Regions from separate parts of the Mus musculus genome. Here regions 2, 3 and 4 are each linked to region 1. The links are chromatin loops, found by intact Hi-C in ENCODE. Cell type or tissue: gastrocnemius. All regions are shown on one strand.

Region 1 (8,000 bases):
TGGCTAGAAGTAAACCTGCTACATGTGAGTCACCTTTCTGTCACTGTCAAAAATACCTCAGAAAGTCAACTTTAAAAAGAGAGACTTATTTTGACTCATAGCTTCAGAGTTTACATCATGGCCACCCGGCTCCAGTTTTCTGGAAAAGGCACAGTGGCGTGGAGCATGAGGAGGGGCCAAACTGCTCATCTCACGGTGAAGGTGGACAGGAAACAGAAAAAGATAGGAAGGGATAGACATAGCTTATGCCCTCCCACGAGGTCCCACCTCTCAATAACCCATCAAAGTATGACCAGCGATGGACTAATATATGTGTGAGGCCAGAGCCACTTCCCCAAAACTCCACTGAACATTGCTATAGCTGCTAAATACATGAACCTCTGGAGAACATTCCAGAGCTAACCATGATGGGCACCCTTAACCCTCAGCAAGAAACTTAATCTTACAACTAAGTATCCCCAAAGAGCCTTGGAAAACTCAGTGACGCCTGCTTCACTGGGCTATATGAAGGGCTGACTGAGGTGCCACATGCAAAGCAGTCCACACAAGAGCGAGAACCTAAGTGCTGAACTAAGAATTGTGTGTGGTTGTGCATGCTTGTTGACATGGCCATGCCCAATCTGTAAAGGGAACTACCAGTTTACAGAGGGGAAGCAGAGGCAATGTGCATTTCTACACAAGCTATGTTCAGTAATGCACTGGCCCTCAAAGGTTTCACAGAACTACCAGAAGGAATGAATATGTCAGCAAGAGCTATGACACTTGATAAACAGTGAATCATTACCAATGATGTGACCTTCAGAAAACACCTCCTGAATATCTAAATTAAAAAAAAAAAATGTTTGCTATGGATTAGGAATGTAGCTCTATGGCAGGGCACATTCTTAGAATGTATAAGCTTCTAGATTCAATCTCCAGCACCAAAGACAGAAATAGAAATTTGACCATAAATGTATATGCTGTCTGAATTACAGCTGACTTTCATATGACAGTAACAAAAGGCACATGCAGAATTACTAAAAAATTGGCTGGTGGCAGTAAATGGTCCAACATTTACGTTTTTCAGAAAAGAATAACTTTTTCATGTTCTCCATCCTCTCATTTTAAAACATCCACACATGTAATAGTCACAGCTGCAGCCACATAAAGCTAACGTGCCTGGTGTTCCCTGGCAGAGCTCCTAACTCCTCATACAACCGCCACATTCAGCCTGCTGCCGATTCCACTGGCAGCCGCTGAGAGGGGAAGCCAGGGAGAAACATAAACTTAAATTCTCATCAGATGCAGGCACGGAGAACACTCCTTGGCTTCCCTCCACGCCTGCAGGAATGAGACCCTGGCCCAGGCTCTGGGATCTGGGGCTAATGCTGCAATAATGTCTGTCAGAAGTATCCCAGATCCCGATTAACCAGCTGAACTACACGAAGGCCCACATAGCTACTAGGGTGCTTTGTCAATGAAACCCTAAGAACATACCTGCAAGCTAAATGCCACTACTTACTATTAGTTTGTTTTAGAATTTCTAGCATTCCAAGGAGAGTTAGATTACATAAATGGAAAGACACAGCTGGGTGCATAATGCCGTGGCCTTGGTCCACTTCAACTGAATATCCAGCTATCAGCCTATGTCCTCCAAACATGTACATCTTCACACTTGTCAGACCCTTCAGACACTATGTTCCTTTGCCTTAGAGGAAGCTGTTCCTGGTCAAGTAGACTTAGGCATCTGGTCTACCAAGTACCATCCTAATCCTAGGACGTCCTAGGCACACAGGAGGTCTCATGATCAGTGCCTGTCAGCATATCCTGAGATCCTTATCTGTCTCCCAATTCTAGTGAGAGCCAGAGGCCAGAGACTGGCAAGATGCCCTAGAGCTCACACAGACACTAAATAAATGCTGAGCAATGAACAATGCTCAGAATTGAGCTTGGGACGAGAAAGACAGGTGCAGAGAAGTGTAGTTTGAAAACGACATAAGTGGATCATCCAGAGATGATGATTTCTAGACACTTCCTGTTCTACCTCATTTAGAGACTGTCTGCTGCTTGCTTTCTTACTCCCACCCACCTAACCCTAAAGCCCCAGACCTTACTTTGCCTACTAATAAGCATTATTATAGTCTGGGACGAGAATGATCCATGCAAGAGGGGAGCTAATTACAATGTCAGAGAAATTCTTAGAATCTTAGAATAACAACAAATTAAAAAGAGAAAAAAGGGAAACTCATCACTTTGAACAATTAAAAACAATTTCGTAAAACAAAATTTTCTTATTTTTCAAAACTGAGCTCAATTTTCAGATTCCCCAAAGCATCCACTTGGTTACAGACAAACTGGTTTCTGTATCCTACCCAGTAGGAAGAATCAGGGACCCTAGTTTTGGTTCCAAGCTTGCCCAGGATCAATTGAAAAGGATGGGAAAATACTCCACAATGCAGAAAAGAGCCCTTCTTGGGCTAGCAATGGAGTTGCTACCTCCAGTCTGTGTCTGTATCCGTAGGGCGGGAACGAGGCCTGGGATGAGCTCACCCTTGTGTTCTCCTTTGTGTTGTCCTTGTATTTGCAGCTGCAAGCAAACTGAACACTGAGTACCATGTTCTCTTGGGAGGTCCTACTTTCTGTAACCCAGTCCGATGATGCCAGTGGTGGCCACTAGAGTAGAACCCACTGCGAGACGAGCACTGAGAAGAGGGAACCAGACACAGACAAGAGTGCTGTTTCAGAGACTTTCACTAGGAAGGAGGGCCTAACTCCAGAAAACATCATTCCTCACTGCCATATTTATGTCCTCAAACATGCAAAGAGCCCCACAGTGCTCTGCTACAAAGGCCAAATGAGATACTGTGTGTACAACATATAAAGAAACCACATACATATTATGTAGCATCTGATAATTCTACTATGTAACCTTTACCAAAAATAAAAGCTGTAAAATTGAGGCTGGAGAGATGGCTCAGCAGTTAAAAGGACTTGTTGCTCTTGCAGGGTGATCTGGGTTCAGTTCCCATAACCCACATGGTAGTTCACAGTCATCAGTAACTCCAGTTTCAGGGGATGGTACCCCTTTCTGACATTCATGGACACCAGGAACATAGGTGGTACACATATATTTATTCAGCCAAAGAATACTCATATGCTTAAAACAAACCTTTTTTAATTTTTAAACTTTAATTTACTTTTATTTTATTGTGTGTATGGGTGTTTTGCCTACTGCCTGTAACACTTCCATGCCTTATGCCCACAGAGGCCAGAAGAGGGTGTTGGACTTCCTTGAACTAGAGTTCTAGACAACTGTACAAGCCCCTACAGATGCTGGGAACTGAATCCAGGTCCTCTGGAAGGTCAGCAACTGCTCTTCTGCTAAGCCATCTCTCCAGCGCATTTTTAATTTAAAAAAAAAGGAAGTCAAGAAATATTAGCTAACTATAGTTTAAACAAGAATAATAAACAAACATTCAAAGCATCTATTGCAGCCAGGGTCACAGTGCAGGCCATTGTCCCAGCACTGAGGAGGTAGAACAGGAAGGATCAGGAGCTCATGGTATATCAAATACATAGTTTGAGGCCAGTCTGATCTTCAGGAGACTGTCACAAAAAAAAAAAAAAAATAATAAAGAGCAAGTAAACAAACAACAAAAACTACGCAATGCACACCTGGGCTAGTCAGATCTAAACTCTATGCCACCTGACCCCCCTCGAGCACAGAAGATCTCACTCCAGGTATGACATCCTCTATCAAAGATACCAAAGGGTCTAAAAAGCAAGCCATGGAAGACCACAGAAGAGCCTCAAGAAAGGGTCTTTTAGAGCAGCACTGTAGGGACTCAACAGTATAACCTTGACCTACCTGGGCAGGGGTCTGGCGCCCCCTAGTGTTTACAAAGGAGAAACAACCACCAACAGAGATGTTCACATTGGTAATCTAATTATCAAAAAAGCGTGAACGATACAAAAAGCACAACAATAATAAAACTAAGTCTTGTAACAGGTATACTTATTTATACATACTAACCTCAACTGTTAAGCTGCCTTTTACGTGAGATCAATCATCTCATTTGTACAGCTTCTGTAATATCTTCATGGCTCTTCACAAGACTTCTTTTTAAGGTTCTTCCTAGTTCATAGGAACCTTTGCCTGTGGCATGAGAACTGCCCACAGTTACAGGATCCTGCCTGTGGTCTTATGTGTTGTAGTCTTGTCTCCCTTGGCAGGGTACAATTCCCACTCCTGTTTTACAGATGAAACATGATCTCACAGCCACCAGTTGCCAGTCTGATGCTCTAACTTCTTGGCCTATGACTTCCAACTGAGCCGTGAGAGCTGGCTGGCCTTGGACATGTTTTCTGTTGGCAGTGACAGGGTCAGTTTGTGGCCCTGGACGCGTGGTATAGACAGCTTTCAGGAGTTGGTTCTCTTCTTCAGCTGTGGCAAAGACTTGCTCATGGTTTATGCTACTGTGCAGGTAGCGTACCCCAGGCTATCCAGCCTGTGAGCTTCCAGGAGCTTCTCCTGTCTCTACCTCCCATTTCCCTGTGCTAGACCACAGATGTGCAACACCACACAAAGCTTTTCACTTCCAGGAACTAAACTAAGGTCATCAGGTTTGTATGACAAGAGCTAACCCATGGGGCAAACCATCTCCTAGGCCCCTGGACAAACTTTGAGATCACATGTATATCTTATATATTTAAAAAGTACTTCTACAGTGACTGAGGTCACTGGTGTCAGTGTATTCCAGGCACTAACCTAGGCAGTTCATTTATTAACTCCTTTAACAGGATAGATGTTTGACATTTCCCCAGAGAGAGACAAGCTGCGGGCAATGGAGATGTATACCAGACACTAGCCCAGCCCGGCAGGCTCCCCAGGATCCCCCTTCTTGGTTACATTACACTGTCTCTCAGTGGGTGTTTTCCAAACTTCCAGCCAAAGGATCAGTGATGACCTTTATAATGAGGGCAGGCCAAATCTCACACCTTCAACTTCCGTCCTAACATCAGCAGTACACAGAGGCCTTCTGTACAAACATACAGACTTTGGGCCTAGTTAATTCCTATGTGTGAACGTTTTACAAGATTTTATAATAAAGTTTATTTTGAAAAAAATCAGCAATGCTACAGATTGCTTCAGGTTGCAGGGTGACTCCACCCCCATCTTGCATAGGCAAAGTCACAACCCACTGTCACCTGACACCTACAGGCTCTCCCAAGTCACAGAACAGCTGCTTGGCAGTTCTGACTACAGATGATCTGAGCTGAACCATCCCGAGAGACACACTTAACACCAGACAAATCGATGGACACAACTGCCCACACCAACCCACTACCAGGACAAAGTACGCCTATTAACGGGAACTGAGTCAAAACATGAGTATGCCCCTCCCAAACTCCACTGTCCTCACTGCCATGGTCTCTCCACTGTCTTTACACTGCAAAGATCACTGGGCCCAGCACAACATAAGGCTGGAAATGGGGGAAGCACACACCATACAGTCAAATCACTGTGAACAGTGAAACTGTGATTTCCCTGACAGAGACTCTCCCGCAGCAGCACAGTGGTGACTGTCTGATTTTACAAGTGTACCCAGGCAGCAAGCTGTGTGTCTAACACAGTTTGCATTTGTGCCCTGCAATAGGTTTTCTGCTGCAGACAGCTAAGAATCCCTTGCAGATTCGTCTCATTTGCTAAATTGAGATACTCAGTGTTTTACTTTTCTTCTCTCCCTTTTTATGGTCTATCTGGGTGGACTTAATTGGCACATCTGAGCAGATGAAACACCCTCAGTTAGGAGTCCAGATCTCACAGAGTAAATTAAGACTGATGCAGACAATTATGCCCTGAGCCGAGAATAAAAGGTGTGCACAGAGCAGGGAGCGGGATTAGTCTTCATTTGTGTCTTGGTTTTATTATTTCAAAGCCTGCATACTCTCTAAGAAAACATGTTTGGGTTGGGAGGGGGGATTTCTTTTCTCTTTAAAATCTAGATTCCTAAGAAGAAAGTACAAAAGAAAGCTTATTTCCTTGATAAAGAATTAAGCTCCTGGAAACATGTTAAGAACAATCTTCAAACTGTCATATTTAGGTTTCTAGACCATATCTAGATTAAACATTAATCTTATATTTTCAGAAATCAAATTATTAGGGCTTCTAAAAGAGTGTAAATAAATCAATTTAGCTTTTGCTTAAGTATGTACAGTCTAAAATTGCTGACTATCCACTCTGTCCAAGCAAGGATCCATCAGAGGAGCAGAAACGATCCAGCCTAAACTGGATGCTGGCAAAGGAGGAGAAAGAGGCTCCACGACACAATGGCTGGACCCCAGGCAGGGTGGAACTGACACTCCCTACCCCCAGTGGGGAGAGAACCCATGTTGGAGATAGTGCTGTGAGTCCCTGCAGCAGACACAGCTGCCGCTGGACTGCTCACAGCGTCCCCTTCCCACTGCTCATCAGTACCTCAGCCAAGAGAGGGATGGACAATGAGGAGTGCAGTTACTCACACTGTCAGCACACCAGATGCCATCCTTCCTCATACAGTCCTAGAGGACTCTGACCTTCCTAATGAGACTCTTCAATGTTCATCCTAGCTCGCCTGAACCCTTTCAGGGTCTGGCCCTTGGCAGCACAAGGGACAACCTGTTCCTCCTCCATGTGCACAAGCCAAACCTCCATACTAAGCTCCAACTCAGCCAGACTGCAGAAGCCCAGCCAGTGCTCCAGAGGAAGGGAGGACAGAGGGGAGCATCAGCTTCTAGTTGCCTCAGACAACTGAAGACCCACTGTAACCGTTACACAATGAAAGGAGCCTTTATCAGCAATTTCAACTCTAGTTTAGTTACATAAAATAAAAGTAAAAATCAGGCACAAAAAGATAAAAATTTAAAATTACAAGAATGTATTAAAGTGAGTTAAATCTGTTTTTGAGCCATAGTCTCTCATATTTCACTCCAAAATAAACCACCCCTACTGTCTTTTGAGGTAAGAGCTGTTTCCTTTGCTGATAGTGATCAAAGTTTAAGAAGCCATCTCCCTAAACCATTTCCACCTCCCAGATTCCAGGTTTCGGTTGGTTTTAGCCATGAGAGAGGCAGCTACGTGCTGCTTCTTGGCACCACCTTGTGGTCACACATGGACACTGTACTTTCCACCAAACCACAGTGGAATTTCTAACATTTCCCAGCTTCAAGCCTTAGCTCTAGCTCTTAACAGAGAGACCATGGGCAAGTTGATTATAATGTATTTGTGAGGGCCACTATAACCATAACAAGGCAAAAACAAGTATGTATAAACTCAAAGTCAGGAATAATGAAAAATATGTAAGGCTTTCCCATCTTGATATAGCTATGTATCTACAATTATAGATGGGAAGCCTGTACGCCAAACACAAGGATCAACTGGAACCAACTTCTGGCTGAAGCACCAGCATGCAGCGCAGTGCTCCAGATGAAACCAGGCACTTGAAACTGTGGTTTCTGACCTCACTTGTATCTAACTGACAGGAGATGAGGACTGGATGAGGATTATCTGGTTTAGGGTGGAATAGAGAAAGCACTGCACCTCAAAGCCCAACATTAACAATTGTTTCCAATGGCATCAAAGGCTGAGTCTCAACTCGACCCCAGACCCTCTCTTACGTAAGCACAATTGTCAAGGCACACAGGAAAGCTTTTGGAGAACCCAATCAGTCAAAAGCTATGGTCTCAGAAGAGAAACAGTAATAGCCATACAAATCTTAGCAGTTTCCAACCCAGACAGCACCCCAGCACTCTTGGACAAGTTTCTGGGTGGGATTTCCAGGCTAGGCTTGTACAGTCATCCCAAGGGTCAGGGACCAGTCTTTGCTAAGTTCTGCTCCAGTGCCTGCTCCTTACTACAGATGTACAGGCAACTTCAATCATAGCTAGTTTCTAGATAGGAATTAAAGTTAAACGATAAAGCTAACTTCCTTCTGCCAACAGAAAACAACAAAAGTCTTTAGAAATGAACTCCCTCCATGCCT
Region 2 (8,000 bases), 180 kb before region 1:
GTGGCCATGCTCGCAAAATCAACAACAGAAACAGCACACGGGAAAATGCTAACATACTAAGTCATGTTACCTATAAAGATTGTGTACATCTAGTATCAAAGATACCTCACTTCAAGTAGAGGTGAGAACATGGGTCCTAGGATATGGATCGCTGGTACAGCAGGTGTTTTTACCCAGACAGCCTTGGGTTCTATCTCTAACACTCAAAGAAAAAAGAAAGAAAATGAAAGTCCAGCTAGGACATGCTGGAAAGAGATTATTTTCAGCTAGCACACACAAAAGTAAATTGTCATATTATTTAAAGAACTGTCCCAAGTCAGATAAGAACCAACCAAAAATCTAGACACTAGTAGAAGCACAGACCGGACCTGAAGGCCCAGTGCACGGTGAGTAGATTGCAAATTTTGGCTGTTCCATCTGCACTGCGGTGGCAATGGAATGGAGTTTCCTTTCTTCTTGGTTTTAAGGTTGAGTATGACAATTCAGTAACACAGGCTCTGGTCGGGTGTAGTGGCGCACGTACTCAGCACTCGGCACTTACCACTCAGCACTCAGCACTTGGCACTCAGGTGGATCTCCTTGTGTTCAGGGCCACAGAGCTTTCTAGGTCTGCCAGGGACACATAGTGAGACTCTTTCTAAAACAAACCAGCAAACAAACACTTCTAATGAGTGCACAAATTTGGGAGCCTCAAAACATGTCTCTCTACTTAATAATTCCATTTCTTCACATCTAAGCTTTAAAAATGTGAGCACAGCCCCAGAAGATGGGAACCTGGCCATAGACAGCCCAGTGTTGCCATGCTCCAAATAAAACCCTCCACCTTTGACCAGCTTGATAAAGTCCACATTGACTCAGTCCTTTGGACAAAGGTTTGGGTTTTTGTTATTTTGTTTTCAGTGTATAGAAAATTGAGATCCAATACAATGACAAGATATACTGCAGAGAAATCCTTCACTTTCCGAAAAGTATCGTGTATGACAGTAGTAATTGGGCAGTGGACATGGGACAGATTAAGAGGAAAGGTTTGGGGAGACAACTGCTATGACACAGACTCTAACACTGTAGTTGTGACAGCCGGCTTTCCTGAAGATCAAAGGACAATGCTTTGAAGCGTTCTTACCGGAATCCTTACCCTCCAGAGAGTGGGCTGGGCCTCTCCTTAAGCGAGAGTCTCTGAGGCAGGATGAGGAGCTTCTCCCCAAAGCAGTGATGTTTCATCACCAGGTCAACCTCCCTAAACAAAGAGAAGAGGTTGGTGAGATGTCCAATGTATGTTTGTGTTTCTGTGTGTGTATCTGTGTCTGTATGTCTGTTGTGTGTCTATCTGTGTGAGTCTGTCTGTGTCTGTGTGTCTATGTGTCTCTGTGTGTCTCTGTGTGTGTGTCCTCATCCGTCTCTGCCTGTGTCACTGTGTGTGTCTGTGTCTGTGTCTCTATGTCTGCTGATACATACAATGCCAGTGCTCTCCTACTGAGCTCCACTCCCAGCCTCTCAACAGAATCTTGAAGTAAAATAGAAAAGATATTTATGTAGTCCTTCTGCTACTGACTTCTGTTACAGAAGAATTAGCCACCGTTCATTACGATAGTGATAATTATACAATACATAAAATATACTGTGTAGATCAAATATGCAATTAAATAATTATCATTTTATAAGCTTTTATGGGATGATGAGCAAGGTTAACTACAGAGGGAGATGGAAGCTTCTGTTTCATTCTTTCTCCCTTTTATTCAGGTCAGGATCCCAGCCTAGGAGCCGGAGCTACCCACAGTCATGATGTGTCTCCCACCTCAGCTAGACTTCTCCGAAAACATCCTTCCAGGCATGCCCACAGGCTTGTCTCCTGGGTGATTCTACGTCTTTTCAAATAGCGAGTGAGTGTTAACCATCTGTGTTATTTAGGTATTTGTCACCTTGACACAAGGCATGATTATCTGGGAAGAGGGAACCTCAATTGAGAAACGGTCGTAAGTAGGTGGAACATTGTCTTGATTGATGGTTGATGTGGGAGGGCACAGTCCACTGTGGGTGGGTGGTTCTACACCAAAGCAGGCTGAACAAGCCACGAGATGCAAATGCTTCAGTTCTTGCCTCCAGGTTCCTACCTTGAGTTCCTTACCTGGTTCCCCTTCATGAGCTGTGACCGGAACATAAAAGCCAGCCTTTTTCTCCCCAAGTTTTTGATCATAGTCTTTAGAAAGTAAATTAAGACACTATCACATTCAGCTTTCCATTACTATAACAAATACCTAAGATGGATCAAATTATAAAATCTCCATGAAAGGGCAGATTCACTGTTTCCAAGCCTCCAATAAGAATGTGGTATTCATACTTCCAAGGACTAGAAATTCTCCCACTGGGTTCTACATCTTTTGAGTCCTCACCTCGACAGTGCCAAGCTAGAGACCAAGCTTTTAACACCCAAGGAGTGCTCCATACTCAAACTGAGCAAGGGCTCCACTGAGGGAGTCCCCGAGCCTTGGCTTCAGGAATCAGAATCCTAGAGTGCTATTCTGGTAGAAATTAAGCTGTTTCTCCTAGGACATGGGATTTGACTTGAATGTCTGAGATGATTGCCTCAGGATGAGAGGATTCCTGCCTCCATTTTTAGCTGCCTGGAGCTCTTTTCTTCCACCATTCAGACAGGCTTCTTAGAGCAGAGAAACTTAAGCAATGTATCCAGCCTTCCATAGGTCATGGCACACATACAGCATACCACTGAACAGAGGGGTTACCTACAAGTTGAAGGTGACAGCTGCCCTTTCTTTTCCTCTGCTATCTCCCAGGAGAGATATACACATAGCAAACCATTGGAGCACATGCCGTTAACCCCAGCACTAGGGGACAGGGTGAGTCTCTATGAATTCAATACCAGCTTGATCTACATAGTGAGTTCTAGGCTAGCCAAGACTACATAATGAGAAACTGTCAAAGAAGAAAAAGGAAGGGGGGAGGGAGAGCAGGAGAGGGTAAGAAAGAGGAAGAAGAAAAGAACAAGAAAAACAAAAACAAGAAGAACTCTGTCTAGTTATCTTTCCTCCATCGCAGGGAGTGATCAAAGGCCTCGGGGCACCTGTTCTGAGAGCCTAGCTTTAGGTGTCTGAAGACCCAGAGCCAAAGCCTGGGGTGAACAGCAGGCCATTATTTATCTGTGATGTCTTCATACTCAGGGCCGCGCATGGTCAACCTGATGGAAAGTCTAGTTTTTCCTCTTGAGACTAGTGACAATCTCTTACCACTGCAACTGCGTGAGTTGGTGATTCAGGAGGGACTTGAAAGAAACCAACTTTGCTGATTTCTGTGGGCGTGGATGGACTGGATGTGGCTTGTGGTCAGACTGCATGGCTGTCACCCAGATGTACTTCCTCACATCATACAGAAAGAGATGAAGGTGAGAGTGAGGGCAGAGGTACCCTTCCACCTCTAACTGTGTTGCTTATTTCCCATTCCAAGCCTCAGTGAATGTCCCTGGGTCAAGTGAGAATATGCCAAAACCATTAGCAAACATCTATCACCATTAACAAATAGATTATAAACCAATACTAAAGAGTCAACTGCCAACACCATGACAATGCTTCCCACCAGCCTGGCCGTGATACTGCAGCGTTACTTACCCAAGGACCTCTGGGCTGGGTTTGCCCTAGACAGTAGAACACAGACCAAAGCCATACCTGGTAATGCCTCTGCTAGGCCAACACATAGGAACTTAAAGAACCCTAGGGTATCAGGCACAGCCTTGTACCAGCTCATCCCCCAAGGCCAATATCTAGTGGTCCTCATGATCTCCACCTCCATTTTCTGGGTATTTGTTCTAGGGTGGCCCTCTTTGTCACAGCCCTGGAGTTGTTTGCCCTCTGAGCCTATGGGAGCTATAAGAAGAAAGACTATAGGTAGAGGCCTTACATAGGTCATATACATAGGCTCAGAGATGTGAGAGCCTCTCTGGAAGCCCTGGGAGGTCTCAGCAGGTCAATCCTCTCTACAACCTTTCACATCACATCTGAGGCCAGAACAAGTACTTCCAAATCCTTTGGCTGTGGTTTGGGGGCCATTCCAGGTGCTTGGACATATTTAGTCACTGTCAGATCAACTCTACAACCATGAAAGCAATGCTCATTTCCCATAGTCATTTATCATGCATACAAGAGCAGCTAGAGTTCTGTCAGTGGTGCAGCAAAGTGGGTAGTAGGGCTCTGACCTGCTTGGCTTTTTCAACCCTGACCAGAACTAAAGCAATGACTTCTCTCAAAAACAAATGAACAAAAAAAAAAAAATCCAAGCACTTTGTTACAGTCAAGACTGTGATGACCAAAATATCAAGGGATAATACAGTGTGCCACTGAGAGTCCCCTTTGAGGGAGAAGCTGATAACCAAGTATTTAGGATGCTATTAGTAAGCAGCCCTTTTGAAGGCATCTCCATCCACTGACTGATGAAAGCCCAAGGATGAACAACTGGCCACTCCCACCCAACCCAAGACATTCTGCAGTCCCCTCTACCACAGCTCTCAGGGGTGTTGGCTGAGTCTCCCCCAATTAAGATCTTAGCTGATGTTTCCCTCTGTCCACACCTGCCCCTTGCCCTCATCTGGCCACAGGGTGGAGGCGTGGTTTCAAGAACCTTCATTCCTTGTCTTCTGAATCCAAGTCAGTATCTGAAGTCAGTGAGACATAATACAACATTTGTACGCTTTTCCATAGAACTGAAGGATCCTTGAAGTACATTTTAAATTGATTGTATATATGCATATAATATGTTTTGATCACATCTACTCCTTATTCCCTCTCCAACTCCTCCCCTATACCAACTACCACTACTCCATCCCAACTTTGTGTGTTCTCAGGACCACTGAGTCACCGAACGAGACTAAGTGCATGGCAGTATGTCAGTGAAAAGGACACAGGCAAAGCGATGGGTCACCTCCACTGCAAGTGCTATGGAATGAGTCTCATTGCTTGGAAAGGAGCCTGCTGGCCCCCAGCCTTCCCCAGCCACAAAGTGTATTCTCAGCAGCCTGCAAGGAGTGCCCACTCCCGACAGAAGTCTAGGACTCTCTGGGAAGAAACAGTAAGAGAGCCTCAGCCCTCAAAGAACCTCCAGGCTCCTGTCTACCAGTGTCTGTCACTGGTGCAAATGTGGGGAGCCTTGTGATCCCCAGGCCCGGCTGACAATGTTCCAAGTTACACCGAGCTCTCGCAGACTTTGCAGGAGAACCCTTCGCTCCAAACCACTAATGAACTCCTTCCAGCTCCAGCTTTAATTAGTTTTCATTGCAATATTAATGATCCCAACAAACCATTTCAACTTTGCTGGTGCACAGCTGGAATTCCTTTATTTGGCATTTGGTCTCTTTATAAGAGAATCCCAGGCGCCTCCTCCTCTCGGCTTGCCCCATCGAGGGGGAATAAGATCACACTCTTACTTTGCTTATCCCTTGGCCAGCCCAGGGACAGTAGCTTTAATAATTCTGAAGCTGGGAGCATTAAACACATCACAAACTGCCATACAAATAACATATAATATAACTCCAGGATTTTAATTACAGTGACTAATATATGTACCAACTCTGAAATCTCTACGGTACCATTAGGCCACATGCATGGACATTATTGGGAGGCTTAAAATGTGCACAAGGTGTGCCATTAGTTGATCCAAGACCTTCCAGGTCTAGAGTTTTCACCTGGGACTTGAAATTCATTTCTTGGGCAGTTTGAACCACCCAGCCAAAGGCAGTGCTTCTTTCATTAGTGGCGATGAAAAATGATTAAACTTTGTCTCCAGCTCAGGTCAGCTTGTGTTGAACATGTCTGGGCTCGATGGCAGAGCAGTGAGGAGTTCTAGGTGGGTTCCTCTGGCTCCTTATTTTTCTCTGAGGGAGAAAAGCAGCAGCAAACTGATATGAAACTGTGGACCCCCCCTGAAACTTGTCAGCCTGGCCTTGCTGGAAAGTGACCTGGACTTCTATGGGAATTTACCCAGTGTTCAGTGTGGGATCCTTCCAGACATATGGCAGGAGCTGAATTAGTCCCAGAATTAGTCCATTTGCTGTTGCTGAAACACAATGCCTGAGGCTGAGTATTTTGTAAAGCAAAGGAGTTTATTCACATTTTAGAAACTGAAAGTCCAGGATAGTGTCTCCATGTTTGAACGGTGGTGAGAGCCCCTCTGGGTGTTGTAGCATGGCAGAAAATAGGAAGAGAAGCAACAGTATCCAGAACAAGGCAAAGAATGCAGGTGACCTCACTAGTAACAATGAACTCTAATGAGAGCTGGCTCTTGAAACTAGAACGGATCTTTCTGAGGCTGGTATCCTATGGCCTAGTGATCGCCCACCAGACCCACCTCTTAAGGTACTTCACCACTTTTCAACACTACCATCCTGAGGACCAAGTATCCAGCACAGAAGCCATACTCAAACCATAGCAACCCCCACTGGGCCTTTCCAGTGAAAGACCAGCAACCTCAAAGACTAAAGAGCTTAGAGCACTCTGGTCTGGCATGGCTGACATCAGCACACAGCAGCCATGCTGTGGGATCAGCAGTAAGAAGCTCACGGTGACAGTACAATTCCAGAGGTGGAATCAACAGAAGTAGGTCCCAGACAGTGACTGAAAGGGTATCAGAGCAAGGAAAGCAAATTGGCCACACATAAGAGGGCATGGAAAGGGGGTGGTCACAGAATCTCACACTAGGGTGTAGAGCAGACCTTTCCAGAGTCCATGCTAGCAATGACAAAGCTTCTCCCACTCTCCTAGCAGTCGAAAATGTTTTTGCCCACAGCTTGGGACACAGCTCGTATCACAACCATTGACACAGAGACCATTGGCATGGCTTCCATATTTAAGAAGCTTCCATGACAAATTATCTGGGCAGGGGCTACAACAGAGACAAGTCTCCAGCCCAGGGTCTCTACATCCTCATCCTCAGAGGAGCATGGACTCACTGTGGCCAGAAGGCTATTCCTTATACGTGACCCTTCTCTGTAACCTCTGAAGCCCACTAGAAGGGGTAGCCTGGCTCCAGAAACCACCATAAGAACTGATTATCTCATTTCGCAGATCCTAGAAGTGGCCCTATAGCTCCTGGCAAGCTCCCCAAAACAGACCACAAAATGTAAGAGGATTAAGGGACCTATGTACAAAATGTTATAAAATATTTGTAAATAAAATACCATGTAATGTACCAGACCTACTTTATTCAATTATTATTTGATAATAAAATTATTAAACTATTATTTATCTATTTTCTGTGTGTGGCTTTTTTGCTCACATATATGTCTATGCGTGCATGTATGTGGTGCATGTCTGGTGCTTGTGGAGGCCAGAAGAGGGTGTTTGATTCTCTGGAACTGGAGTTACCAATAATCGTGAGTCTCCATGTGGATGCTGGGACTTGAACCTAGGTTATCTGGAAGAGTAGCCATTGCTCTTAGCCACCAACATCCAAGGAAAGAGAAACCTACCTGACATCTTGAAAAAATAAGCCAAAGCTGATTAGAGACTTACATAATGAACCAAAGCCATAAACATCCTTAGATCGGGACTAAATCACCCTCATCTAAAGCTAGACAGACGATGTTTGACTTGATCCCCAAAGCACCATCCATAAGTAGAAGAAAAAAGATAAGCACAAGCAATTATCAAAATAAAATCTGTCCATACAGAGCCTTAAAAGAATAAAGGGGCCTACAGAAAGCATCCAGATGTGTAAAAAAAAAAAAAAAAAAAAAAACCTTAAAAGCAATTAAAGAAATTTCTACACTCGAAAGGAAGCAAGTAACTTAGTCAAAGATGGACAGAGGTGAACACAACTCTTTTACCAAGAAAAGTGCATCCATACAGCTGCAAGCAAGGTCATATATGATTTCAGAATCACGGGGCATCTGCCAAGGAAGACACTGAACACTATCTATAAGACCAAGACAATGCGTGACAGAGAGGATCAGGTCCCTCGCATGCTGCCAGAGGTCATACAGGAAGTGGTGTGGCTGCTTG
Region 3 (8,000 bases), 170 kb before region 1:
TCAGGCACTGAGTAAGGGTCTTGCAGTGCGGATGCCAAGGAGACAAAGCTTGGAGTCAAGTCTCACTGTCACCCACCTGGCCTCTGTATTCCTGACGCTGACACCAACATTGCAGGATTGGAACCTGGACTGTGATGCAAACACACACAGCCACGAACCGCAGTGAGCTGGGAATAACTGGGAACTGTCAGGGGAATCCTCAGCTCTTACAGTCAGAACTGTGGCTGCCGGAGCCAGCCTCAACTTCCCACATGCACCTTCAGGAAAGGCAGCACTATCCTGAGCTCTTCAGACCGGCAGAGCAGTGGGCAGAGCACAGTCCCTGTAAGACATGGAGCTCTCAGGATACACAGAGCCACCACCATCTCTCTGACACGCTGTACCTCTCAGAAGCTCTGGTCACAGTGGGAGACCATGTACTGTAGGAACTATGAGGGTAGCATTCTATGGAGCATGGTGGGTAAGGAGGCAGGTAGCCCTCCCTAGGAGCTCAGGAATCTTCTCTAGCAAAGAGAAGCCTGAAGCAGGCAGGACAAGACTAGGGGAGGTGGTGGTCTGCGTATATGACATCCCCGAGGGTGGATGATAGACAGGGACAGCAGGAATCAGAGCATCCCATTAGAACTGATTCTGCAGGAAGAGTGTGAAGACTTCAGGACCAGCCTCCAAGGTGACCAGACTTGAAAGAAAAGGCACGAAGGAGCCAATGCCCTCCAATGGTGCATCAAAGCCAGTCATGAACCAATGATGCATATTAGCATGTAAGATTTTTGGACAAATTAGATACCTAGACGCCAGTTGGGTTGGGCTTCATCACCTACATCCTTTTGAACTTGATCAAAAGGCTCACTTTTCTGGTTGACGTGGGCCAAACTATGGCTAAAAGATAAACCCCAATTTTTCACCTGGATCCTGGGTGGGCACTTATGTGGGAAAGGCTATGTCCAGGTGTTCTTGCATCAGGGCACTTGAAAAGAGCAACATAATTGTCGGGGATGTGTGTGTAGTAGACAGTAATCCAATGATAATGACCTTATGAAAGACACACAAAGGAGGGAAATTCCAGATAGAAGCTGCATGCAGATATGCATCCAAGTGGTATGAATCTGGATGCTTCCTGCCTCAGAGCCTTCATGAGGAGCATGGCCCTGCTGACAGCTTAGTTTCAGACTTCTGGCCTCCAACTCTGTGTGGGAGTAAACCCTTGTTGCTTTCAGCCCCCTAGCTTTGGCGACTGTTATAGCAGCCACAGGAGACTCATCAACATCCTCATACATCATCAACAGTAGACAACACTTATCACCGTCCTGGTCTTTTTCTGTTTCCAAGTTCTTCTCAATGAGTATGTTACTTTTATTATGGGGAAGATGGGGAAAAGAGCTGTCCTTAAAATACAACATCTTGTGGCTGTCACAAGTGTAGAACCCAAAGAAGCCCCATTTCCTCCCATCTGAGATCTCCATCCTCCAGTACCCGTTACGGGAGGTCTGGCTGCTCTCCCGTGTCAGGTGAAATCGGAGGGCCCCACGAGGCAGCTCATCTGAGGACAGGCCTGGACACGCAGCACAGCCTGTCTGCCCTGGAGCCCGGAGGAGGAGGCCATGTCCTCCAACCAGCAGACAGGCTTCTCTGCGGATGCCACCGCCACCCTCCTCTCCTGACCACGCCTAGCGCCTGGCTGTGTCCTTCAAGTCAGATGGTGGGTAAATGTCTCAAGTGCCCTCCAGGCAGAGATAAATATCAAGGAGCAGGATCCTGGAATCTGGTTTCCTATTTTTAAATGGAATGAAGGATAAATCATTTCTGCTGACTGTTTTTACCTGGCTGCAGGAAATGATGCATCGCCATTTTTTAAAAGAAAATTAAGCCTTTAATTCCATGACATGTGTAATAAAATGGCACTTCAGCTCTCTGCACTGAATATATGGCCCATTGTGTCCTAATTTACTATTCTGACACTACCTAAAATGTTCTGAAGTTATTAATGTGGCAATATATTCAAGCACAAAACCCAGCCTTCATACGCTACTGAAGCACTTAATTAACGCAATGGATGGCTGTGCCGGAGCAGAACAGGGTAACAGCAGGAGGTGCTGAGTTCCCTTTCACCCTGCCATTGATGCTGAGGTCATCTGGAGCCCACGATTATTATTCTGGAAGGCAATGGTGACAGCACCTGACAGACCTGGTTGTCCTCAGACCCAAGGCACAGTTCTCTCTCTCTTTCTCCACTAAGACTGCGCTTACACCATCCCCTTACTCTGATACGAAATTCACCTTTCTTCTCCTGCTTGTTTATAACACTGACTAATGTGGTCAGAGCCAATATCAACTGACCTCACGTCGCCCCTGCCCCCCGCCCCTTAGCAGTGGGAACATCCACTGCATGGGCACCTCTGGACATGTCCACGGGATCACTTGGAGTGACAGCCTTTCTCTTCTGCCAAACCATCTGAATGAGCTCACAGATGCCTCTGGGATCTCCAAGGTCAAGCGCTTCAACTCAGCCCCAAACAAAGTAAAAATCCCATCTCATCCTATACAAGGGTCAAGTTATTTGAGTGGTTGATTTAGCTTTCTGAAGACTCATAGAGATTTGAAACTTCACACACACACTAAAATCTTAGCAAAAGGCATGAGCAAGGTTCCTGCTGGTGACCAGAGTTGGTGACCCAAGAAGAGGATAATAGATACTGCTGAGACTAAGCTTCTGAAGGGGACATGACCTTAAGCAAATTATGTAGCTAGCAATAGTACACCTCCCTCCTAGGGATGCTGTGGTCATTCAAATTCTCCCATAGACTTAGACCCACACCTGACATATAGACACAACCACTATGTGTTAGCTGTGGACTGGTCCCACACCTCACACAGTGGCTTGCTGAATTACCCAGCACTTGAATGACCTCCCACATTGCGCGGTTAAGTGAGTATCCAGCACTATAAGGCTCATGTGTGCCTGCACCTCCTTGTCTCTCACTTTCAAGCCTTCAGCAAGCACACTCTCACTGAAGACAGTTATACCCCCAGTGCCCTTCAGTCCCTTCCTCTTTCTCACTTAGCTTCTCAATAGCTTTAAAGCTTTTTACTCACTGACTAGAGTTTCCGTGTATGTGTGCATGTGTGTGTGTGTGTGTGTGTGTGTGTGTGTGTGTGTGTGTGTGTGCATGTGTATGTGCATGAGGTATGTGTGTGTGTGTCTATGTTAATGCACAGTAGGTTGTATAGACCCTTGTTTGAGTCCACCATCTGCTTCCTATGAAACCAAATAACCACGTAGGCCTTCAAGACTCCAGGAGACCTAATCCTAATCTGCCCTCGACTCTCCTCTCAAATCGATTTCAGATCCCTCATATAAGATCCATGAAATCAAGGACTCTGACTGTTGCCTTGGCTGCCTGTGGTAGTTAGAAAACAAACACTCTTTAGAAACAAAATGAATGATCAGATCCCTGCAGTCTATACCTACACCCTATGCACTACTGAACAGCAGGAAAACATGCTAACAAAATGGGTCCATTTAGCTAACCCTATAGCAACCCCTGCACCAAGCCAGTGAACAAGTGGAAATCAGGAGGGGAAGTACTCGATACCAGCCCAGGCTTCATCTCTAAGAACCAGAACGGCCCTAGAAAGACCACTGCACTCAGCTACACAGGCTCCGCACTGCGTCCATTTAGGGGCATCTTTAATGTAGAACACTATCAAGCTTTTGGATAGGGCAATGCACAGCCTGCTCCATCAGAGTGAGCCCCCACCAAGCCTCTTTCCTGGGTCCTGCCCAGACTCAGCTATGTTTCTCTACCTTCAACTGGTGCCTTCCTTAAGAATTCTCAGAGCAATAACCAGAAAGCATAACTCGACTGTCACTCGAGGAGGAAGGGGCATGGAAGGCAGACAGGAAGAGGGGACACTTTGGTGCCATCAAATCAAATGCAGCTTTAAGTCCTGTCCCTGATGTTTACTCGCTGTGTGTCCTTGAGCCATCGTTCTCTTAGAGTTCTCTAGCTTCCAGCACCTAGAGACCCTAGAACATATGGCCTTAATTCAGCTAGATATCGCACAGGCAGCTGATGGGGAGAGCCTTAAGCAGGTCCTTGTGCTGAATGTGTGTGTGAATTCTGGCTGCAGGAGGCAGACTTCTTCACCAACAGCAGCACATCCTGGCTTCCCTTCCTTCACCATGGTGGGAAGCAGAAAACACCACTATTCCTCCCTGCACATGGGGCCAAAGAGGTTCAGTGGATTCCCATAGTCCTTTGCTGGTGTGTAGGAGTAAGAATGTGAATAGACAGCAGCCTTAGGCCTTCTGACAAGTCTTGCAGCTTCTGCTCAGCCAGGCTGCTGCCTGAGACTGGTTGGGGCACAAAAGCCAATTGCTCAGCTCTTCAAGGCAGCCACAACATTGTGACCCATCTCCAAGCCAATGTTCCACTCCCTCGTCTCAGACTCTCTCTCTTTTCTCACCTGCATTTGTGGGGTCTGAAGAGAGATGACTCCCAAACACAAATCCTCACCCCATGGCTGGGCTGGGCTGTTAAGCCAAAGCGACCATAACATTAAGACCAAAACCTGGGGACAGTGCTGCTGACAGCCCCGGTGACAGCCCAGCTGGGAGGACAGCTATATTTAGCACATGCTTGACCTAAGATGCTATCTGCCAGGAGCAGAAGCACAGCGAGGGGGCAGAGGGGAGTAGGGGAGAGGCCCTCGTACACTCACAGGGCCCCAGCCATGGAGCCTCAATTAGCTACTCCTGCAAGTGTCGTCTTTCCAAACACAATTTTGTTTGCAGCATTAGAGAGGCTTTATGACTCTCCAGGACGCCTGACTGAAGTCACCGCGTATGGTGACCTTGTTAGGAGTGGAAGCTAAAAGCAGCCGGCTCTGTTTGTAGGATAGGGAAATTTCATAAGGAGGTTGACCAATGTGCTGGCTCTGGTTCACCAAATCAGTTTCCTCCGGCACCTGGGAGATGGCAGGTGGGGTCCCAGGTGAGCTGGCCTTGACTGTGTTCTTTGGAAGATCTGTCAGTCCTTTGAGTTCTGGGTCCATCCCCATCTCACAGACAAAGAGACACAAAATGTTTTTGCAGAGATTTCACCAAAGGCCTCAGCAATACTCGAGCTCCAGACGTGTTAATATCTCCCACTTCTGGAGGTGACCCAAGAAAATCAGGGCTGAGGTAGAGGCCTCATTTCCCAGAAGCAATCTTACCTCTGCGCCCTTTGAAGTGCCTGAAATTGACCTGAGACTGCCCCTGTCAGCACCCTGCAGGAGGCTGCTGAAAGCACTGTTGGCACCTGATTAAAAAGAGGCTTGTAGTCCAGCCTGTATCTCAGGCTCTCATCCCAAAGACAAGGAGTCATGGCCTGCTCAGCCTGGACACTCATCCCGGAAAGAGCCCAGTGGTTTCTTCTCACCTGAATGTGGGTACCCTGGGCTAGACCAGGGAAGGACACTTAGAGCTTCCCTGGGATAAATAATGTTGCCATTGGGGCTCTGGCCCTTACTGCTTTACTTAGCGTTCCTCTGTGTGATGACATAACCAAGAAAAGTATCTTAAAGAAGAAAGGGCTTTTTTTTTTCTGGCCGACAGTTTCAGACAATTGAGTCCATGGTCACCCGGACAAGACAGTTGACATTCAAGTGGCCCATGGACCCATGGGTAGAGACTTTATCAGGTTGTAAAGATAGCTTAGTTGATAAAGTGCTTGCTGTCAAGCTTAAAGACATGAGATCAATTCCCCAGCATGCACATAAAAGCCGTATGGAGGTGCATCTGTAGTCCCTGTTTCTGGGGAGGCAGAGGTGGATGGATCCAGCTAGCTTAGCTGGTCGGTGAGTTCTAGGTTCAGTAAAAACAAAAAAGATTAGAATGACTGAGGAAGATAGGTGCTGACCTCTGGCCTACAGACACACACACACACATGTGCCCACGTGCACGCACACATACATATGCACCCAGGTGCACACATGCAAAGGATTTTTATTAATCTTCTTCTAAGATCATAGTTTAGGGGTAGTTTTATGCTTGTAGGAAAACCGAGCAGAAGGTTTACAGCTGCCCCTGTATACACCTACCCCACACAAGCACAATCTTCCATCTTCTACATCCCAGAGAGAGGTTCCTCACCTTCTTTCCCCTCCCTGAAAATTGTCTATAATGAGAAAAGTACATTTTACCAAAGACGAAAGGATGAGCAAAGAGAGAAGGGGGAAAAAGGACGGGCAGCAACGGATCCTTAGCCCAGAGTAAGAAGCCAGGCAGGCTATTGACCCTTCAGGGATGCTTTTTAGTTTCTCCAGCTGTAGTAACATTCACCCATTAAAGTGTGTAAGTTTGTTTGCCTGTCCATATACCACCATGGAGAAGAGACCATTTCAAGGCTTTCTTTATCCCATAGGAAGAATGCCTCCGTCTACCTGCTTTGGTAGCTAAGGTCATACACAGAAGGGCCTGCCCCTCCCAGCTGTGCTGCTGGGGGGAAATGCCAGGCTTGGAGCTGCCCTTATGCACATCAGACAATCGAAGTAGGAGTATGGGGTGGTCTGTCTAGACCAATCTACAGTGTTCTCCTATGACCTGAATAGATAAGACGCCCCAATGCCAAACACTTCCAAAACAGAACATATCTTCAAGGGTTCACTTTATACTTCATAACATTTGTAATAAAATCCACAACTAATTCAAGGTAAGATTCTTAGTGGATTAGTTTCTCCACAAAACCAAAATTTCCTTCTTTTTTTTTTTTTTTTTTTTGGTGTGATAATGCAATGTCTGTATTCCACAAACCTGTCACACACACACACACACACACACACACACACACACACACACACACTCCCACCCACCCCAGCACTATGGATGCATATGGGCAGTATCCAGGAATGGGGTCACTCTTCAAACCTTAAAAGGAGAACCATGAAGCTTGGGTCAGAACTGACAGGAAATGCATTGGGGAAAAGGGTGACCAGCTCTGAGTTGGGGTTTAAAATAGATTGTAGAGAGCTCGGTGTGGTGGCACATGCGATCACAACGCTTGGTCTGTGGGGCAGGAGGATCAAGAGTTCAGCATCATTTTTTGGCTGTGTAGGAAGCTTGAGATGAGCCACTCTCAACCTCAAAAGAAAACACAAAAAAAATCACAGGCTGCTGTTTTAGGCAGCTTGAATGATGGTGGCAGATTCACTTAAGGCAAAAAAGACTCCATTTCCTGTTGCTAAAACCACCCACCTACACACAAATAGTCAAACAAACAAACAAACAAACAAACAAACCAAACCCCCTTGTTTCAGGTCATACACCTCTCTTTAACTCGAGCTGCTTTCCTCTGAATCACCTACATATTGGTAGGGAAAATACGCACTTCACACAGACTGTCTTAGTCTGTGCAAAGGAGCAGGGCTGACATCACATGAGCCAAGACCAAGGGTGGAGAAAGGACTTCACCATACCCACAGGCTAGGAAGAGCCTAAGCTGGAAGTCAGACACAGGCTTTTCTCTTCTCTAACTGCCTCTCAGGGAGCGCTGGTCAGTGTTACAGTCACAGGGGTTAGAAGGGGTATGGAAGAGGTACCTGATAGTCCCTAAAATCCCCACTCTGTGTCTGTCTGTCTGTCTGAGGCCAGTTCCTTGCTCTATTCAAAAGGTCTCCTACCTACCCTGGACTGACCCAACATTTCTACAGCAACAGCCATTAAAATGTTTCCCTAGGGTGTGCCCTGGCCTCTGTGGCTTTAATTTGCTCCAAATAAAACTGTGGTCCCTGGCAGTCCGTTTCCTCATGGACATCGCTCTCGCTGCTGCCCTTGGCACTGGTGACATCAGTTCTATATCTGATTTGTCTTCTTATGCAATCCTTCTTCTTCTGTCATCACAAACCCAGAGCCCCAGCGGGTGGAGTTTTTCTTGGAGGAGGGTGCCTTTCGGTGGAGCTTGTCAATGTGTTCTGCCTGGAGAACACTCCATTGCTCTCCTTCCTAGCTCTCCACGTGC
Region 4 (8,000 bases), 410 kb before region 1:
ATTCAGAACTACTGTTGGATGAAGCATCTGTTTCTTCTAAGTGTCTTCATATATTGATACCACAAGACAGAGGTGCTCCACTCTTGGGGGCTCACAGATAGACTCAAGGAGATCAGGGAACAGGAGGCTCGTGGCTAAGGAGAAGCATGGTGCCTGGTTAGTGTCCCAGGAGATGGGTATCAGGGGACACCAGAAACATTGGGACAGGTCCTTCAAAGCTCTGGATGCCAAAGGGTAAACTGATCCAGGTGCTGTGATGTCACTGAGTCTCCACTCCTTATAGTAAAAGAAGCTCATATGAATGCCACATTCAAGGGGAAAGTACTGGGTTCGGCAAGTCTCTCTGACATCAGACTGCACATCAGAGTCAAGAGCGAGCTGTGAAGCCCAGCCCAGAAATCACTGAACTCCACCCTCATAAGCTTTCAGGGAACCACTTGATCCAGGAGCCTTCACCAGGCTCTGAGATACAGCCTAGCCTGTTCCTCCCGTGCCGAACCTGACCAGGTCACCAGTGTGATCTTTCACCTCTGCCCTTTACATGTGCTGCCTACACAGCGCAATGGAGGAGACACTTTATGTGTGTGTTCTCCTCTCCCTGAGCAGTCCCTACACCCACACAGGGTACGTCTTCTTCTCTACAATCCTTGTGTCAAGCCAAGCCCAGTGCAAGAGGGAGATGCTGGCTGACTGCTGTAAAGAGGGCCACAACTCAGGCACCCATCACGTAGACTAGACTACCATAGGTCAGAGTGAGGCTGCATCCTGAGGGAAGCCTGGGAGCAGCCATGCATGTGTTAGAAGGAGAGCATACCTGGTCGGGGAATGACCAGCTATACATCGTGGGTTAGATACATGCTACTGCAAGCAACAGAAGAGCCCTCTGTGGTCCTGGTGGGATATGGGGTTGGAAGAGAGCTGGCCAGAGAGGAAAAAGAAGACACTGGCAGCCAAGCCAGGTGATGCTAGCCGCATGTGTTGACTGGGAAACTCTCAATGCTAGTAAGTGATGTGGCAGAGCGCCCCCACAGCCTCACCCCAGCTGGTACCAGCATACTCAGCTTTACCTTCTGTCTCAGGGTCCTTAGACACCACCATGGGTCCCTCGGGGCAGGGCACAGTGCAGCTGGCATCAGCAGACTGGGAGGCCCACTCCTAGCCTCCTCCCTGAGATATCTGGAGTCAGCCCTCCCTCCGAGGGCTCCGCCAGCCTCTCTCTCAGGCAACAGCTGCCTTCCCTGGGGGAGACGTCCCAGCGGAGCGAGGCCAAGCCGAGCTAAGAGCTGAACTGGAGGACCGCTGTGAAAAATAACACAGCTGGTCAGCTGCGCCATTTCCTGTACAGCACATAATTAGGTTAGATAAGAAACTAGCTGTGTCTAAGTGCTGTAAATGTCTATATTAAGCTATTTTGAAAGTGCCGAGCACTTTGACATTTGAGAGTTCAGAGTAATTGAGGTATTGAAATAAAATTGCTTCTGTTATTTAAAAGGTCATTATCGTCTTCAGCTAGATATATGAGGACTATTTTCCACTCTAGTGAGCCGTTCTCTCTGGCACAATTAGTGTCGCTTGAGTAGAGGCCTGCCAGGGAGACTCCCACCCAGCAGTCCCTACCAGAGGCACAAGGTAGAGTTCAGATATGTGAAGCGGGAGGAGAGAGAGGAGAAGCCCCTGACACCGCACAGCCCTTGCCAATGGCGGCATAAGTGCATGCTGTGCATCTCCGATTCATCCTCTCAGGCATCCCCCCAAGGATGCCACCATAGTCAGAACACTGTAGATGAAGCATGAGAGTCTGCATCGGTCACCCATGTGACTTGTGGGAGCAGGGAGAGACCAGAGCAGACCACTGGACACGTAGCAATGAGCAGGCTGTGGGAGTCTGTGTCTTTGGGTTATGCCAGTTGTGGGAAGAGTATAATAGCCCATGAAGAACATCCCCTGCTCCCCAGTCCATGAGTGGAAAAAGACAAGAAACGGGCAGGGAACTAGACACAGCACAGTGGCTGGATGTGCTAGAAAACACTAGGGCTGGCTCCTCCACTCTCCTTTACGAAGCTCAAACGGCTCTCTCTGTCTTCTTCTCCTTCATCCCAAGCCTTCACCAGCCCTTGTGTTTTCAGTGTTTGTTCCAGGAAAGCACAGAAGCCATAGTGACCGCTGCACAGAGATGGAGGATTTAAAGTGATGGTCCCTGGGAGGGAGATTGGATGGGCAAGCGTGCTGGCTCCAAGGACAGCCAGAGGCTGGCACATCAGGGTCTGGTGGTCAACCTCCTGAGGCACAAGATCCCTGCCACGCTCATCGGTGTCATTGTAATACTGAGGATCCAAACAAATCCAGATCTCAAGCCACCGGTACAAATGTGGTTGTTTTTACAGGAATACTAGCTGACATAGCTTTTTAAAGGTCTCATCCAAGCATCTTAACTCTCCACAGCTCCAATTATTGAGTTAAATAAATAGATGCTTTAAGCTACAATCTAAAATACCAATGTACTATCTAAGAGAGTAAAAAGAAAACTATCCTTGGTTATTACCAACTTACTATACCACAACTTTTCAGCATCTCTGAGGCACTTAACCTCCAAAGGCTTGCTATTCAACACTAGGGGACCTGCTGCTCCTGGGAGGGAATGATGGCGTCCAAGTCCGTTATGTGTGGCTATAACCTGAAACTGGGGAACTTAACAAGAGTGGGGAGTTAGTAATTTTGTATGATTCTGGAGGTTTAGAAGCCCAAAGTCAAGGAGTTGATATCTAAGGGCAACTTTTGTGGCTCATTGCCCCACAGTAGAAGGCAGAAAGGCAAGAAAACACAGTCACCAGGCAGCTGAATACATACTATCTAATTCTTACATGACACATCAGTTCATTCATAGGTAGATCGCTCTTGACTTAATCACCTTTCATCAGGCCCCATCTTTCAACATTGTTCCATTGAGGACACATTCAAACTGCAGCAAATGGGGGTGGCGCGTCCCCCAAGTTATATTTATTTAGACAGTCACGCTGTAAGAGACCCTGTGCCGAGGGAGACTGCAAAGTTGGTCACATAGGAAGCATGGACACTTTCAAAGCAGAGACTCAAACAGGTAATATACCATGTTCAAGGCAGCGCTGTTCAGGATGCAAATGTCTATGGACGAACGAGTGGACACATACAATGGATTAGCCTTCTAAAGGACATTCAGACCTATGCTATAACACTGATAGCCCTGAATACGGTTTACCAGCTGAAATAAGCTAGACACAAAAGACAACAACCTACTATATAATAAACTATGTAAGCCCACTTAAATGAGTCATTCAAGTAGTCACGTTTATAAAGACAGAAAGAACAATAGTGATTTTCCCAATCTGTGGGGCCGGAAAGCAGGGGGATTACTGTTTTACTTTGGGAAAATAAAACCTTGCTAGCAATGGTGCTGATGATGTTTCTACATCAGTATGAATACCCCTGGTGCCATGGAATTGTACCCATGAAAATTATTAAAATAGAAAAATTTGTATCATATATACACATATATATTCCCCATGGTGAACAAAAGTTTGAGGATAAGGAAAATAAAGAAGTGTGCACCCTAGTATGGTTAGTACTGCAGGGGACCCAGAGCGGCAGGCTGGAAAGCAAAGGAAGAGTATAGAGTCCCATTGGACATTTGTCTTTCTGTGGTCTGTCCATGCTGCAGGCTGAGATCCATGTTTCAGGAAGCCAGTCTGAGAGCTACACAAATAACGGTTATTGAGACGATCGCACAGCCTGGCTCAACATCACACTAGGAGGCAGTGAGGATTCAGCGAGGCCTTGAAGGCAACTTGAGACAACAGAGAAACAGAAGAGAGCTGAACCAGGCTGGCATGAGCAGGGAACCCATTTACTGAAGAGCCAAGGAGGGATGGGGAGTCTGGTACTTCCTTGGAAAGACCACATTTTTAAAAACGTGCTATAGGACTTGGGTTAGAACTTCATGGTAAAGCACATACTTGGCATGTCCTTGGGTTTGATCCATGGCACATTAAACACATGTGTTGAATTTGGGGAGATAGGTACCACACCACCACAGACCCATGGAAACAAAAGCAACCTGTGAACATAAGCTACTCCTGCCTTCTTCCAGAGTACCTATTTCACCTAAGAAAACATACTACGTATTTCTAAATTGTAAACAATTTCACCAGTAATAACTGAGGCCAGAACCCAGGGCCTTGCACACACGGGACAGGAATTCTCTCACTGGGCAGCAGTACCCTACCACCATGGCCAACATATGAAACAGACCCAAGGGGCACACGTTGGCTTGTAAGTTGATTCCAAGATGAGCTATCTTCTTAAGAAGTGTGGACATTTTCCCCCAGGCCTCAGAATCTAACTGTAGTTTCCTAACAGATGGTTCCAGAAGCTGTTGGGGATTTCTGAGTCTATGGGGTTGGTCCTGACTGTCCCCACTGTCCATAGGTCCTGTGCCCCACATCAAAGAATCTACCACCTTCTTCTTGTCTCATATAGGAGGAGTTTCTGCAGCCTGTCAGAGTATATGCACCCAGGATTCCAATCCCAGACACAGGCCTGAGGTTGGCAGAAGGGACTTGCAAACCCACACAGCCTGTTGCCACCCCCAGACAAATGTGTTATTCCAGGCTACTCTCTCATGGAAAATGGCAGTGAGTCAGGCTAAATATAGCAGTGTCTTTCTGCTGAGTTTGGAAGCCCTGGGCAGTGTGGTTTGGGCAGAAGGCTTAGATGATGGCTTTAGAGAGAAACGGAATCTACAGAAAAAAAGATGACCCCCTCCCCCATGCCGCCATCTCTTTCCTCAAGTTTTCATTCCAAAGCACGTTCATATTCCTTTTCAATGTTTTTTGATTGTTTTTGTTTTTGTTTATGTTTTTCGAGACAGGGTTTCTATGTGTAGCCCTGGCTGTCCTGGAACTCACTCTGTAAACCAGGCTGGCCTCGAACTCAGAAATCCACCTGCCTCTGCCTCCCAAGTGCTTTTCAATGGTTATTGAGTTTCTAAGTACTGAGAGGCCATACTCACATACATACATACATACATACATACATACATACATACATACATACATACATACGTACTGTGTATGTCAGCAGGGGCATGTGGTGACAAAAGCAGACAGGGACCTGTCCTCAGGGGGCTTGAACTTCCAGCAGAGAAGAAAGCTGCATTTCATAGCCCTGTCCCAAGGGAGAGTGTTCTGAAGAGGACAATGGGTTACAAAAGCAAAGGAAAGATCAAGATGAGAAGAGGTCAGTAGGGTCTGACCTCTGGGCCAGGCACAGCACTTCGTGTGTTCTCAAGATATGGAATTGGAACAGGGAGTTTGATCTCCCATCTCCAAGGAGGAGAAGCTGACAGGGGAGGTTGGCTGCCCAGTAGCATGTTCACTCCTGTCTGGGCTTGTGGACAGCTTGTCCCTAGGTTGCAACTCTCTTACAAGTCTCCTGTACACCCGTCTCTCACTGAAGCATCCATACACATCCATGTTTTGTATCATCCTGGAGGTGGGCTTGCTTCTCCACAGGGAATCTGAGAGCTTGAATGCCCTCCCAATACAGAGACAGACCCAGTTGAGGACCAAATCTCATCACACTAAAAGTAATGCTCATGCAACTGAGCAAGAAGTGCCAGGATTGCAGCAAACAAAAGTGTGCATGGAGAGATGGCACAGCCATTAGGCTCGACTGGGGTTCTAATCCCAAGTCTGGTGACCACGCCAGACAGAACTGTTTGCACACCACGGTTGGTCAGTCCCTAGAATGTGACAGCTGCAAATCAAGAGCAGGGAAGGAAGGAAAGGGAGAAGACAGAATAAAATAAAAAATAAAAAGGCATTTTGGACTGGAGTTTGATTAAGAAGAGAATTCTGGGAAGGCAAAGGAAGGCAAATGGGATTAAGCTTAGAAGAGATGGGAAGGAGGCCACCTGAGCACCCAGGGAAAGCTGCAAGCTCCCAAGAAGGGCCACCAGAGGATGCTCACAACACCAAGTGACAGATCTGCTGCTCAGAGTCCACAGAGGTGGGAGGAGACATGGGCAAGAAGCTTACTGGGCAAATATATGGTGCTTGTATCCACACCCACGCCCGCTAGGTCAGGAGTCCCCAGTTTGCACAGGAGTAAGCTCCCTGACATCTGTCTACCCAGCCACGTCCTGACAATGGACAGGGAGTTTATGTATGAGGAGCCACCCCCATCTTTATGTGGATATTTGAAATAGCACGTGGACAGTAATAGACTGAATTAGGTCCTAATCTTCTAAAATAAAAACAGTAAGAGTTAAAACTAACCACCTACCAAGCTCTCATTACTGGGAAAGATTATGAGAAGAAATCCGGAATGTGGAGACTTTAAAGGATCTACTTATGGAGGTGATGCACCCCTTTACCTCCTGCCATGGTCCTGTGGCTCTAGCATCCTTCCCACGAAGATTTATTTCACCCTTTGAAAGGCCTCTTTCTCCATCAAAGAACAAGGCAGCATCATGAGCCACACTAAGGCAAACCATAAAGTATTCAGCAGCAATCTTTTCTTACTCACCATTGGGATCTCAGTTAAAACCCTGTGGTCCAGATCATTTCTGGGCTGCCTCTAGTCTTGGATATCACTTCATACTCCACTCCCCTAGAGGGGCTACCAGGGTCTGGCACTTCTGCTCTCTGGAAGCCATTTTTCCCACTGGGTATGTGAGTCCCTACCCCCTGCCTCTGGGATGCTACTTGCCCCTTCGTGAAGTCTCCCTCAGAGAGACACTCTTCCAAAGTATGTGTTCTGAATCTTTTCTTTAGATTTCTTGGACACTTTGATACAAGTCCATAACTGAAAGTATAAAGTATTGATGTTGGCTAAATCTGAGTTTACTGGTGGCTTTTGAGAAAGTCAAGTATGAGGGTTCTGACCCCGTTTCTCACACTCACAAAGCAATGGCAAGGCTATCATCTCCTCACAGCTGCTGTGAAACCCCAAGGACCATAGGTAACACACTGCAAATTTTCTGATTAGGAGCTGGCCAACAGGATAATATCTTGACTGCCAGCTCTACTGCCTTATGGCTAACTAAAGATGGACGAACATGGGAACAGCTTGGGAAGGACTCCTGGAGTTGGACCTTGACCACTGAAAGCTCCCTAGAGTGGGCTTACAGTACATGCTGATCCCAATCCATTGCAGAGCTGACCCCCAACTCAAGTAGATGGGAGGCTGCCCAGTGCCCTCCATCCACTGGATACCCTCACTCTGTCCTCTTGTTAAGACTGAGCACTGCTACATCCTTGGGATGGAGGATAGGCCTCCATAGGAGGGGACTTGAAGAGGCATGGGAAGACACAGAGGTGACCTGAGTTCTGATCCTGAAGACCACAGGCTTGTGATCTCATTCCTTTAAGTAAAATGTCTTATGTGTCAACCAGCAGGACTTCTGTACAACGCTTGTACCAGATGTTAAATAAGGACTCAGTTAAAACCTTCTATTCCGAGGTCACATTCCTAGGGATCCATCCCAACTCACTGCAGAGCTATGGGTGTGGTAGAGCCCAGTCTCATCAAGAGGACATAGTGAGGGTGTCCAGAGGATGGTGGCCACTGGGCATCCTCCCAACACCTTGGGATCAGCTTGGGATGGGGTCAGCTCTGCAGAGGGATGACTCCTTCAAAAGCCCGCACAGGTTGATGCCCAAGTATTGCTACTTAGGATGCAGCATCAACACTGTTAGATAGTGGTACTCTGGAGTAATTAGTCCCCAGGGGGCAAATGACACTTAATGTCCTCTAACTCCTGATTCTTATGTAAACAGGTTTCTCTGCTACAAGCCCAGCCATGATGTGCTGTCCTCATGAGAACCCAAAGCCACGGAGAGCTTAACTTTGCACTGGGAACTCCAGAACCTAAGACAAAACACACCTTTCCGTCTCTGTAAGATAAACCCAAAGTTTGGGTTTTTGTCATTGTGATGGAAAGGGCCCTAAATCCACAAAGCCAT

Evidence for each region. Peaks named below come from ENCODE experiments on the same cell type or tissue, not always from the same donor. Only the 100,000 strongest peaks of a DNase experiment are listed, where the experiment ranks them.
Region 2: it touches region 1 in a loop (4-fold over the local background); 2 of 42 quality-filtered maps call a loop at or near these places.
Region 3: it touches region 1 in a loop (2.7-fold over the local background); 2 of 42 quality-filtered maps call a loop at or near these places.
Region 4: it touches region 1 in a loop (4-fold over the local background); 3 of 42 quality-filtered maps call a loop at or near these places.

What each region holds. Positions count from the first base shown.
Region 1 is chr14:32,530,198-32,538,197 of GRCm38, reverse strand. All of the region lies in intron 5 of Ercc6 (excision repair cross-complementing rodent repair deficiency, complementation group 6), which reads right to left. Among named protein-coding and RNA genes, the nearest start is that of Ercc6, 21 kb to the right of the region's middle. In gastrocnemius, CTCF peaks have their summits at 3,872 (motif pointing left) and 7,118 (motif pointing left); DNase peaks (open chromatin) are centred at 6,585 and 7,112; H3K27ac peaks cover 4,027 bases.
Region 2 is chr14:32,712,271-32,720,270 of GRCm38, reverse strand. Gm28651 (a long non-coding RNA gene) reads right to left here. Exons shown (of 5, transcript XR_874509.3): 2 at 1,136-1,237; 3 at 542-637. Among named protein-coding and RNA genes, the nearest start is that of Gm28651, 31 kb to the right of the region's middle. In gastrocnemius, a CTCF peak has its summit at 4,604; no DNase peak of the experiment used is centred here.
Region 3 is chr14:32,697,842-32,705,841 of GRCm38, reverse strand. All of the region lies in intron 1 of Gm28651 (a long non-coding RNA gene), which reads right to left. It also overlaps a transcript of 3425401B19Rik not described here. Among named protein-coding and RNA genes, the nearest start is that of Gm28651, 16 kb to the right of the region's middle. In gastrocnemius, CTCF peaks have their summits at 1,243 and 4,692; no DNase peak of the experiment used is centred here; H3K4me3 peaks cover 2,831 bases; H3K27ac peaks cover 7,779 bases.
Region 4 is chr14:32,944,348-32,952,347 of GRCm38, reverse strand. No RefSeq gene overlaps it. Among named protein-coding and RNA genes, the nearest start is that of Gm36674, 33 kb to the right of the region's middle. In gastrocnemius, no CTCF peak of the experiment used is centred here; a DNase peak (open chromatin) is centred at 1,146; H3K4me3 peaks cover 432 bases; H3K27ac peaks cover 3,303 bases.